2 separate regions of the Homo sapiens genome follow, and region 2 is linked to region 1. The links are chromatin loops, found by intact Hi-C in ENCODE. Cell type or tissue: HepG2. All regions are shown on one strand. Links, peaks and the distances in the headings refer to the core of each region. The heading gives the core; the rest is flanking DNA. Region 1 overlaps LOC105377043 (a long non-coding RNA gene). Region 2 overlaps LOC105377043 (a long non-coding RNA gene).

Region 1 (5,381 bases), core at 205-5,204:
CTGGACTGGTCTTGAATTCCTGGCTCAAGCAATCCTCCTGTCTTGGCCTCCCAAAGTGCTGGGATTACAGGCATGAGTCACCGCACCCAGCCTTAACTGGGCTTTCATACAATGTGGTAGTATCAGAGTATTTGGTCACCCTACTTGGCAGCTGGCACCCAAGAGAGAGGAAGCAGAAACTGCCAGCTTTCCTAAAGGTTAGACCTAGAACCAGCACAGTGTCATTTCCACCAATGTTTATTGGTCAAAGAAACTCAAAGGGCCAGCCTAGATTCAAGGGAAGGAGAAATAAGCTTCATCTTTTCAAATGAGGAACCATGTGCATCCAGGAGGGGAAGGAATTGATGGTGGCCATGTTTGGAGAAGGGTTACCATAAGCACTTAGTCTGGTGCCTAACTAAGGACTAAGTAGGACTAAGTAGGAGTCATTTACAAAAAATGTTTGGTAGAGATCAGATTGAGATCTCTAGACACATTAGGATAGGAAATAAAACATGGACTTTCCATTCAAAATTTCAGGAGATCCTGGGTCCTTCAGACTGATGAATCAGAAATAATTCCTAGCAAGCATTCCCAACAGAAGCACCAAGAATGCCACATTCATCCTCATCCATTAAATCTATGCCTTATGTAAATGCAAAGGCTTATGCAAATGGCCTCTCGGAGTGTTGTAAGCAGTGCAGAGGTCCTGCTTTCTGTGGAGGTTAATGCAAATAAATGTGATGAAACCTACAAACAGGTGGTTCTTGCAATGCGGAGCAGAACATGGAACCCATTTTACAGGAGCCTGTTGGCCAGAGTTGAGTCAGAGTAACTACCAGAAAACCATTTGGGTGAGAGATCTCTACTACAATAAGGAATGATTTTGTGTGTCTATCATTCTGTCAGGCATGAGACAGTGATGGATGTGGAAGAGGATATTGCTGCAGCTAGCCGGAGGTGGAGAGAACACGGATATTTTCATTCATTGGACCTCAGTGCAGTCAGGGCTTCATAAATGCCAGGACCAATCTGCTCTCATAAAAGAATCAGTCGTTTTTCCCCCACACTCCCAGATCGGCAAAGTTGTATAATGTTCTTCTGAAATAAGAATGGAATAAAGGATAAAGCAAGGCAAGGAGTGGTTGGTGTGTATGCTCCGAGCCCAAAGATGATGATCAAGAAAAATTTCATTAAAATGTTTGAGAAAACAGACATATCCGCTGGACTAAATTTCCAGCTTTTGCTCTCACAGCTTATACCAGTATATTTAATTACAGGAAGAAATAAAGCATCGCAATGATGTAAAATCCTGCCTTTTGAGGTTACAAAATATTCAGTTTACAGAGTTAAGGAAAAAGATTTTATCTGTTACATGCTCTGTATCTGGACTCTGGACAGATTTAAATGTGTTTTGGGCACACAGCTTGTGGTCACAGTAAAATTGTGAAGCAATCAACTTTTTCTTAGGCCCGTTCTCTGCCTTTATTCACCAATTTTACCTTCGATTTGGCCTTCCTTTCACCCTGTCCTTGAGTGCCAGTGCTCTGGTGATTCAAGGCCCATAGCACAGCAATTTATACTAGAAGAATAAGTTTGTTTTTTTTTATGCTGGTAAAAGAATTTCTTTAGAGAGGAAATTGTCTCTGTTTAGGGAAATACCTTGATAAGCTGTTGGAGGGTGGAAGGGAGCAGCGCCCTGAGGGCATGGTCTGAAAGGAGGTAGGGAAACAGACAAGATGACTAAAGGGTTCTGCATGGGAAGCAAATAGCAGCTGGGAAACAGAAACACGGCAGAGAAAGAAAATAAACGCCTAGCCCCTTAGCCAGGAGCTGACACCTAAGATGGTAGAAATCACCCAGTGACTTGTTTTCAACAGTGTTAATTACTATAACAGCGGGTTCCCAAACTTTCTTGGTTCACAGCTTCCTTGGTGCCTCTGGCATTTTTTCATAGTGTCCCCTGGGCCACAAGAAAGAACAGTTCCTTTATTAAGTAGCAAACCCAACCAGCTTAATATGTCCTAACAACTTAATTGTGGTTTGAAATAATAATGTAAATTTAAATAAAAATAATGTTACTTTATTGTTAAATAACTACAATGATTTATTAATCACATATGTGTACACTGGATGTGCACACCTCTCAAACTTTGGACTAAGATTGGACACCCCCCACCCTCATTTCCTGTTCCATGTTGATTTTCACTCAGTGCTTGCTTTTTATCTCAGTAACCCTGAATATCCAGATTCACAAAGATATCATTGAAAGGATGTGCCGCAATCTACTGTTGAAACAGTGAACTACTTTGAGCTAACAACTTCTGCTCCAGTACCTAAGAGATACTGAATATCGCTTTGTTTACCTTGAAAATGTAAAATACCTCATAGAATTTCTTTTCTTTGTATTTTTTTTTTTTTTTTGGAGACAAAGTCTGGCTCTGTTGCCCAGGCTAGAGTGCAGTGGTGCTATCTCAGCTTACTGTAACCTACACCTCCTGGGCTCAAGCCATCCTCCTACCTCATGCTCCCTAGTAGCTAGGGCTACAGGTGTGTGCTACCACACCCGGCTAATTTTTGTATCTTTTGGAGACGGGGCTTCGCCATGTTGCCCAGGCTCGTCTCAAGCTCCTCGGCAGATTGCTTGAGCTCAGGAGTTCGAGACCAGCCTGGGCAACATGGCGAAAAACCCAAAGTGCTGGGATTTAAAAAGGCGTGAGCCACCATGGCCGGCCCCCTCATAGCATTTCCGTAAGTTGGCTACAGCATCTCAAGGTGTCTCCGCACACAGTTTGGGAAACGTAGTGCTGTAGTATTTACTTGTAAGTTGCCGATGTTGACTGCCACGTCAAGTTCTTCTGCCTTTCCTAACTTTCAGCGTGTTCTTATAAACCTGAAACAATCTTCTGTGAGTCTAAAAGTGGATGAGTGTCAGAGATGGCTCAAGGAGGCAGGCTGGGAACAACTCATACATGGGGGGGAAGAGAAACCCAGAACATAACTAGTTCAGCAGAGACAGGTGCTCGGTGTGAGTGACCCTCTGGACATAACTTCCAGAGTCCTGGTAGAATATCAGGTGGCATTTCACTTTCTACAGGATTCAGAATGGAATTTGAGCCAATCTTCAGACTCAATGACTCCAGTTGGCATTGTTTAAAAGAAGTGAACACCTATTATGTTAGTTGTTGGCAAGGTTTGTAGAAAATTTAATGTAAATTACCATCATTGCTAAGCCTAAAATTAGAGATGTGAGTCATGGGGACCAAAAAAAGAATCCTTCTATAGGATATATATATGTATGTATGTATGTATTTTGAGATGGAGTCTCGCTCTTGTCGCCCAGGCTGGAGTGCAGTGGCATAATCTCAGCTCACTGCAACCTTCGCCTCCTGGATTCAAGCAGTTCTCCTGACTCTGCCTCCTGAGTAGCTGGGGTTACAGCCATGCACAATCATGCCCAGCTAGTTTTTGTATTTTTGGTAGAAACCAGGTTTCACCATGTTGGCCAGGCTGGTCTCGAACCCTTGACCTCAAGTAATCCACCTGCCTTGGCCTCCCAAAGTGCTGGGATTACAGGTATGAGCCACGGCACCTGGCCTATAGAATATATTTTGATGACAGAGGTCAAGGCGGAAGCCAGTTTTGACAGCTGTCATTTTACATTAATAGAGCAATAGTGCCACACTTAACTAGCAATTTGCCCTTCTTTTGCTGAATCCATTACTGTGCCTCACTTTCCTTGTCCTGTATGAACCATCATGAAAATGTTGTCCTGTGAAAGACAATGTCCATATTTAGTGACCCTCTGAGTTCATACTCCCAATTCCCAGGTCAAGGTCAGGTCCAGGTCAGTAGCAGCAACTGGCAAATTTTTTTTTATGAAGAGCCAGACAGTAAATATTTTAGGCTTTGCAGACAGTATCATCTCTGCCACAATTGCTCAGCTCTGCTGTTGTAGCATGAAAGCAGCCACAGACAATACATAAAGGAATGAGCATAGCTGTTTTCTAATAAAACTTTATTTGTAAAAATAGACAATGGGCCATATTTTGCCTATGGGCTGTAATTAGCAAACTTCTGATCCAGGAAGTGACAATTTGTGATAGAATGCATATGATATAGTTCAGTAGCCACTGTAATAAAATACATAGCTGCAATGAGTTTGCCAAACTCACAGTTAAGGGCACAGTCTTCCAACACAACTACCACATCTGCTCAAAATTCAGATACCAGCTGAAAGTTTAGAGAGCTTCAGGGCCACCCTCACTTCTGACCAACTGGCTACAAATTCAAGGGTCCCTACCCACAGACTTTCTCAGGCATGACAATTTGCTAGAACTACTCACAGAACTTAGGAAAGAGCTATGTTTCCAATTATGGTTTTATTATAACAAAAGGATACAAGTCAGAACAAGCCAAAGAAAGAGATACGTAGGGCCAAGATCTGGGAGCTTCCCAAACAGAAAACTGTCAGTCATCTCCTGGGGAGTCCTTGATAATGTTACCTCCTCCCAACTACAATTAGTGATAATACTCAAGAGTACTGCCAACTGGGGAAGCTGAACTGAGTTCCACTGTCCAGTGTTCTTATTGGGGTTTGATCACATATTGCCTATGTTAGCTGATCTTTAGTCCCTCTGCCTCTCCTGGAGATTGGGGCTAAAAGTTTTAGTTTCCAGTTCTTAAACTGAAACTGGGAAAAGATCAGAACTGATACGGCATGGGCCAAAGTCCCCATCATATTGCATTATTAGGCTGTCCAGTGGCTAAAAACCCCTGGCAAACAAAAATACTTCTATGAAACAAGACATTCAAGGGACCTAGAGATCAGCTTCTAGCAGCTGAGGACAAAGAACAGAACTTGCTTTGGGTAAAGTTAATTCTTCACTACACAATAATACATAACAGCTTCAAAATTCCCTAATTTTATGGTTTCCATTTATTTATCTGTTTCTTCATTCATTTATTTATTAAAGCAACATTTTTGCCATTCTAACAGTCTCCTAAATGGTCTCCCAGCTTCCACCCTTTCCCTTGTTTAGAGCGATCCCCTGTAAACCTAAGTTAGATTTTGTCACCCCTCAGCTAAGGACTCTCCAATGGCTCCCATCTCAGACAAAAAACCAGAGTCCTTACAATGTTGTACAGGGCCCTTCATGACCTGGCTCCCATCACCTGACTACCCTCATCTCCCTCTCCCCTCCTCTCACTCCTCTCCAATCGTAATCAGCTTCCTTGCCATTCTTCACACATATGAGGCCAAGGCCTCTCCTTTGCATTGTCTGTTCTCTATGCCTGGAATGTAAGTATCCTCCAGAGAGCCATGTGGCCATCCCCTCCTTCCTTCAAATCTTCACTGAAATGTTACTTTCACAATGAGGCCTATCCTAACCACTCCATTA
Region 2 (5,381 bases), core at 180-5,179, 69 kb before region 1:
TAGTTTGATTGGGTTTCAGTGTGGAGCCATAGGATGACTGCAGGCTGTGTCCCATGGAGCCCTGAGGGCCAAATTCTGTCTCCAAGTCAGGGAGGAGGGCATTGGGCTGGAAACGAGGACTTGCTGAGAAGGTCAGAATGAGGGCAGGAAATAGACCTGTGGTATGTGGGAGACACAGCCTGGCTCACAGGCCTTATGGCCTGAGTGGATGTACTATTAGGGGCCTGCCTAGATCCAGTTAGAAACAAGACTATTTCCTCAGAGCCAGGAGAGCTTAGAGAGATAGCCCTGACATATGTGTGTGTGCACACCCATGGGCACATGTGAATGCTTATAAACATATGTACACATATATGTGCTCAGGATGTGTTCCATGGCAGCGTGGGGTCAGGATGGATAGAATGGAAACAGGACTATTAGAAACAGAAAGCAGACCTGTGGGGAAGACAGGAGAGCTATCCTGGAAAGCACCTGTTTCTACCCATACTGGCTCTCTCTGCATCACTGGGTCTTTTCGTTTGGTCTCCTGGATTTATCACAGAGCCAGTCTTTCCTACATTGCTCTGATTTTACCTAAGGAAGTTTGCTGAAGACCTGGGGATGCTTCCAGGCCTCCCCAGCATTTGAAAGAGCCCCATAAGACTCTGCTGGAAAGAACCAGTGGCAAAAGGCAGACAAGGTGCTAATGTCAAATACTTGGATTCTCCTGTTAAACCCAAACGTGCTTTAATGTTTCCACGCTCTGTAAGACTTCACAAATACATGTGTATAAATCAGGAGAGCTCTGCTGGCATATTCAGATGCCTTGGTTTTCAGTTTGCAAAATGTGGTCTCTGTCTCAGCTCATACTGAAAACAGATTTCATGAGGGTTATATTTTAACAGCAAAGTGCCTCCAATGTGCCAGGTACTCTGAAAATGCTCTTTCCATCCTCTGACAACCCCAGGAGTTTGGTATTATTATAGTCCTCATTTCACAGGTGAGGCCTCTGAGGTTCAGTGAGGTCAGGCACCTTGCCCAAGGTCACACAGCTAGGTAGCAGCTCAGGTAGGGTTTGAATCCAGGCTGTGGGACTGCAGAGGCCCTGTCCTTAACTGTGCCCTCTTCCTTCCATGTGGAGCAGAGGCCTCTGTTCTGCCTTGTTGCACGAGATGGCTAATAGGCTGTCTTCTGCACTAAATTCTGACCTCGGAGGCAGGAGCTGTTTCTCATTTACCCTCATTCCTCCAGCTGGGAGCACAGGGGCTAGCACACAAAAGCAGCATACAAAGGCTCATTACCTGTTTGCTGCTGGGACTGGAGAGGCCTGCCAAGGTGACCCAGCCCATTCTCTTGCCCCTGCCTTCATTGTCCGGGGTTCTGCGCACAGCAATCTTACCCAACCCTTTTCACCCTCATGATGATTTTCCCTCCATAGTCTAAATCTCTTCTAAACAAGCTTCTCTGACAGGCCAAGTCCTGATGCATGACCATGGGCATCTGTCGTTTCTGTGCAGAGCCAAAAGGAAATGTGCCCACAGTGCTGAGCAGTAAACAATTTGCAACCAGAAGCAGGCCCAAGTCTCAGCTATACTTTTCTGGGCTGGGCACCAAAGCAGGCTGTGGCCCCTTGTTACCTCCACAGCAAAAATCCCTCCAGTTCCAACAATGATTTATCAAGTGAGCTCACTGACAGTTTCACGGTGCTCCTTCAAAACTTCCTTTCATTTCAGGGCACCCGAGGTAAAATCCAGTGGTGAGACAGAATGGCAGATCCAATTTACATGTATGAACGTAGGCACTGTTTCTGAATGGCGAGAAAACATTCCATGCTGCTTGAGTTTCTTCCAGAATTAGGCCTTCCCTGAGGCCTAATCAAAATGAGACAAATAGATTCACCTTTTCCACTTCACCAGTAGACTTGGAAGAGAAGGGAATTACATCGTGTGGTCCTAACCACATTTGCAAAATGGTGGATTTTTACTCCACAAAACAACAGACTAAAGGAGGGAGGAGGAGGAGTGGATTAATTGAGCCCCTACTAGGTGCCAAATTTTTATATGTCCGTTTTATAGACACAATAATTTATGAAGTGACTTTCTGAGGTGCATTCAGGGATGAGATTGAGACTCAGAGATTGTGACTTGCCCAAGGTCACATGGCTAGTGGGTTACAGAACTCAAATTGATCAAAGGTTTGCATGACCCCAAAGTTCACACTGTTGGCTGGATGCAGTGGCTCATGCCTGTAATCCCAGCACTTTGAGAGGCTCAGGCAGGAGAATCGCTTGAACCTGGGAGTCAGAGGTTGCATTGAGCCAAGATGTGGTCCCCGCATTCCAGCCTGGGTGACAGAATAAGACCCTGTCTGGAAAAAAAAAAAGTTCCTACTGTTCCCACCTCACAGTGCGGCCATAGACCTTTCCTTTACTGAGCAGCCTGTAAAGAAGGATTTTCCAAATTGCTGCAATAGATGACTCTAACCTTTAAAAATACCATGAACATATAAAGAAAATACTTCTATTTTGAACATTTATCTGTTCAGAGATTTATATGGTAAATTGTGTTACACTAAACTATGTTTTTGAAATATCATGTTTTTGAAAAGCTATCCTGACCTAACTTAATAGAAATAAACCACATCAAGTAAAGGTGAAGAAAGACAAATGTTAGCACCGTTCCACTAGGTGTTTCAGAATTTTTCTTTCTGACCAAAGCCAACAGACAGCATAGTTAAACAAGGAGGCAAAGTTAACTATTAACTTGGGGGTGAAAAGTCAGTAGTGAGAACATACTTTGTATTACCCTGGCCACACTCCAGCAAATATTAACATATATGGGCAAGGGCACTTTCCTATAACTATACAATATGCTTACAAAACATCAGCAATGAAGGCATTGTCCAGTGCTAGCTCTTCCTATTACAAAGGCCCAGAAAATTGACTTGTCTAAGGTCACCTCACTAGTTAGAACTAGGACCCTACAGGAGAATGATCCTGGCCCTCTCACCATTGTGTGATGGTTGGATAGTTAGGTCCTGATGGAGTACCTAATATTGCAATACATGGCATAATCACTTCCACTGATGAGCTCATCATGAACTTAAATGCAACACAATATCTGAAACAAAATTTGAGTTCGGTAACCCACTAGCTATGTGACCTTGGGCAAGTCAAAATCTTTGAGTCTCAATCCCATCCCTGAATGAAGTGACCTCAAATAGTCACTTCATAAGGTATTGTGGCTATTTAAGGGACATATAAAAATTTGGCACCTAGTAGGAGCTCAAAATTCTCATATTCTACGAGAATTTATCTACTTACTCCTGATCTTTTGCCTCCAAGTGGTATGGTCTGGAAGCCAATGGATGGATAAATGTTGATGTCATTACTTTCTAGACTTGAGTTTGCAGTTTGGTTTTCTAGAAGCAGCATGACACAGCAGAAAGAGAATAAAGCTGGCATCAGACTGAGCTAAGTCCTCAACCAAACTCTTTCAGTGTTCAGTTCAGTGGCAGGGCAAGTTCATCTCCTCCTGGGTCTCACCTTTCCCATTGATGAAATGGAAATAACTATATCTACTAATCCCGATGTGAGAGTGGATTGAATACCTGCCCCCCAACAAGATTCATGTTCACTGAGAACCTCAGAATGTGATCTTATTTGGAAAGAAGGTCTTTGCAAATGTAATTAGTTAACTATAAAGATGAGATCTCACTGGTTAAGGAGGATGCTAAATCCAGTGGCTGATGTCCTTATAAGAAAAGGAGAGGACACAGAGAGATACAGAGACGACCATATGCAGATGGAGGCAGAGATGGGACTTACCTGCCATAAGCCAAGGAATAATGAGAACCACCAGAAGAGGAGGAGGCAAGGAAGGATTCTTCCCAAGAGGCTGCAGAGAGGACATGGTCTTGCCAACACCTTTATTTTAGATTTCTGGTCTTCATAACTGTGAGAGAAAAAAAATTATGTTGTTTTAAACCACCAAGTTTCTGGTAATTTGTTATGGCAGCCCACAGAAATTAATGCAGCCTGCAAAGCGCTCAATAGGGTGCTTATCACATAGAAAATAATTGATAAATGCCTCCAATAATTATTATTTACACCTCGTAATGTTCAAGCATCAATCAGAGCATTCTGCAGTAGGTGGCAGAAGTATGACAGTTGCAAAGTCTGAAAGGCTAAGGTTAGAATAACAGGCTTTATTAATTGAGAATCTGCATCTTTTTCTATTTTTTTTCCACCCAAATCCCAAACCCTACCACTAAAAACAAAAACAAACTTTATTTAAACAACTAACTTTAACTATACAACTTGACACTAAATTTTAAAAGAATCCACAGCAATAAAAAAATTCGTAAGAAATAGGTATCTAGGTTCAGTTTGGACAATTTTTCGAACTATAAACCCTAATTATCTATATAGCTTAAGCTAACTGTGGCATTAATTCCCAAATTTCCTTGTAAAATATTGTGCTAGCGCTGAGGGGAAAAAAAAAAAAAAAAAAAAAAGACAGTGAAGAATACAAGTGGCATGGCTGCCTACATCAAACGGTTACAAAAGAAAAAGGACTCTGGGGCCAGGCATGGTGGCTCACGCCTGTAATCCCAGCACTTTGAGGGGCCGAGGCAGGTGGATCACAAGGTCAGGAGATCAAGACCATCCTGGCTAACATGGTGAAACCCTGTCTCTACTAAAAATACAAAAAACAAATAAATAAAAAATTAGCCAGGCGAGGTGGCATGCACCTGTAGTCCCAGCTACTCGCGAGGCTGAGGCAAGAGAATCACTTGGACCCAGGAGGTGTAGGTTGCAGTGAGCCGAGATTGCGCCACTGCACTCCAGCCTGGGCTACAGAGTGAGACTCTGTCTCAAAAAGAAAAAGAAAAAAAAAGAAAAAAAAGGGACTCAGGGCAAGTGTAAAGATTCTGTTTGACAAGCAGGAGGGAGTATTTCCAGAGGGGAGCCAGCAAACAGGACAAAGAGGACAAGTGCCATGAAATACAACCTAAGACGCTGTGCCCTGGCCCACTATGGCAGTGGCAGAAAGGTTGAAATACTTCTTAAGTTTCAAACCTCAAAACAAGGCTTAGAATTTCATTAGAGCCTACAGCTTATACTCTTTAAAAACCAACACCACCAATGTCACATAGGGTTAAGGGTTGGGCCACTCAGGATGGTGATCTCAGAATGGAGGGTCCACCTCCTGTGAGTGTGACACAGACTATGAATGAACAGCTGAAGCACGTCTTCCCAAGCTGGCTTCCCAGTCCAATACACCTGCCCACTCCCCTGGTCACCTACCACGACCCCACCTGTGGAAATGGCCATGTCTCTACCACTTTCCTTGGCCCTTAAATATCATTCATAGGTCCACAGGCAGATGCCTCACCCAAGC

What was found. Peaks named below come from ENCODE experiments on the same cell type or tissue, not always from the same donor. Only the 100,000 strongest peaks of a DNase experiment are listed, where the experiment ranks them.
Region 2: a loop joins it to region 1, with 13 times the contacts of the local background. A loop is called at or near these places in 1 of 110 quality-filtered maps.

What each region holds. Positions count from the first base shown.
Region 1 is chr3:40,840,371-40,845,751 of GRCh38, reverse strand. All of the region lies in intron 2 of LOC105377043 (a long non-coding RNA gene), which reads right to left. Among named protein-coding and RNA genes, the nearest start is that of ZNF621, 320 kb to the right of the region's middle. RefSeq lists an enhancer at 1,214-2,082. In HepG2, for the core only: no CTCF peak of the experiment used is centred there; DNase peaks (open chromatin) are centred at 1,391, 1,681 and 2,251; H3K4me3 peaks cover 470 bases.
Region 2 is chr3:40,909,499-40,914,879 of GRCh38, reverse strand. It overlaps LOC105377043 (a long non-coding RNA gene), which reads right to left. Exons shown (of 3, transcript XR_007095885.1): 3 at 3,518-3,932. Among named protein-coding and RNA genes, the nearest start is that of CTNNB1, 290 kb to the left of the region's middle. In HepG2, for the core only: no CTCF peak of the experiment used is centred there; DNase peaks (open chromatin) are centred at 2,189 and 2,749; H3K4me3 peaks cover 374 bases.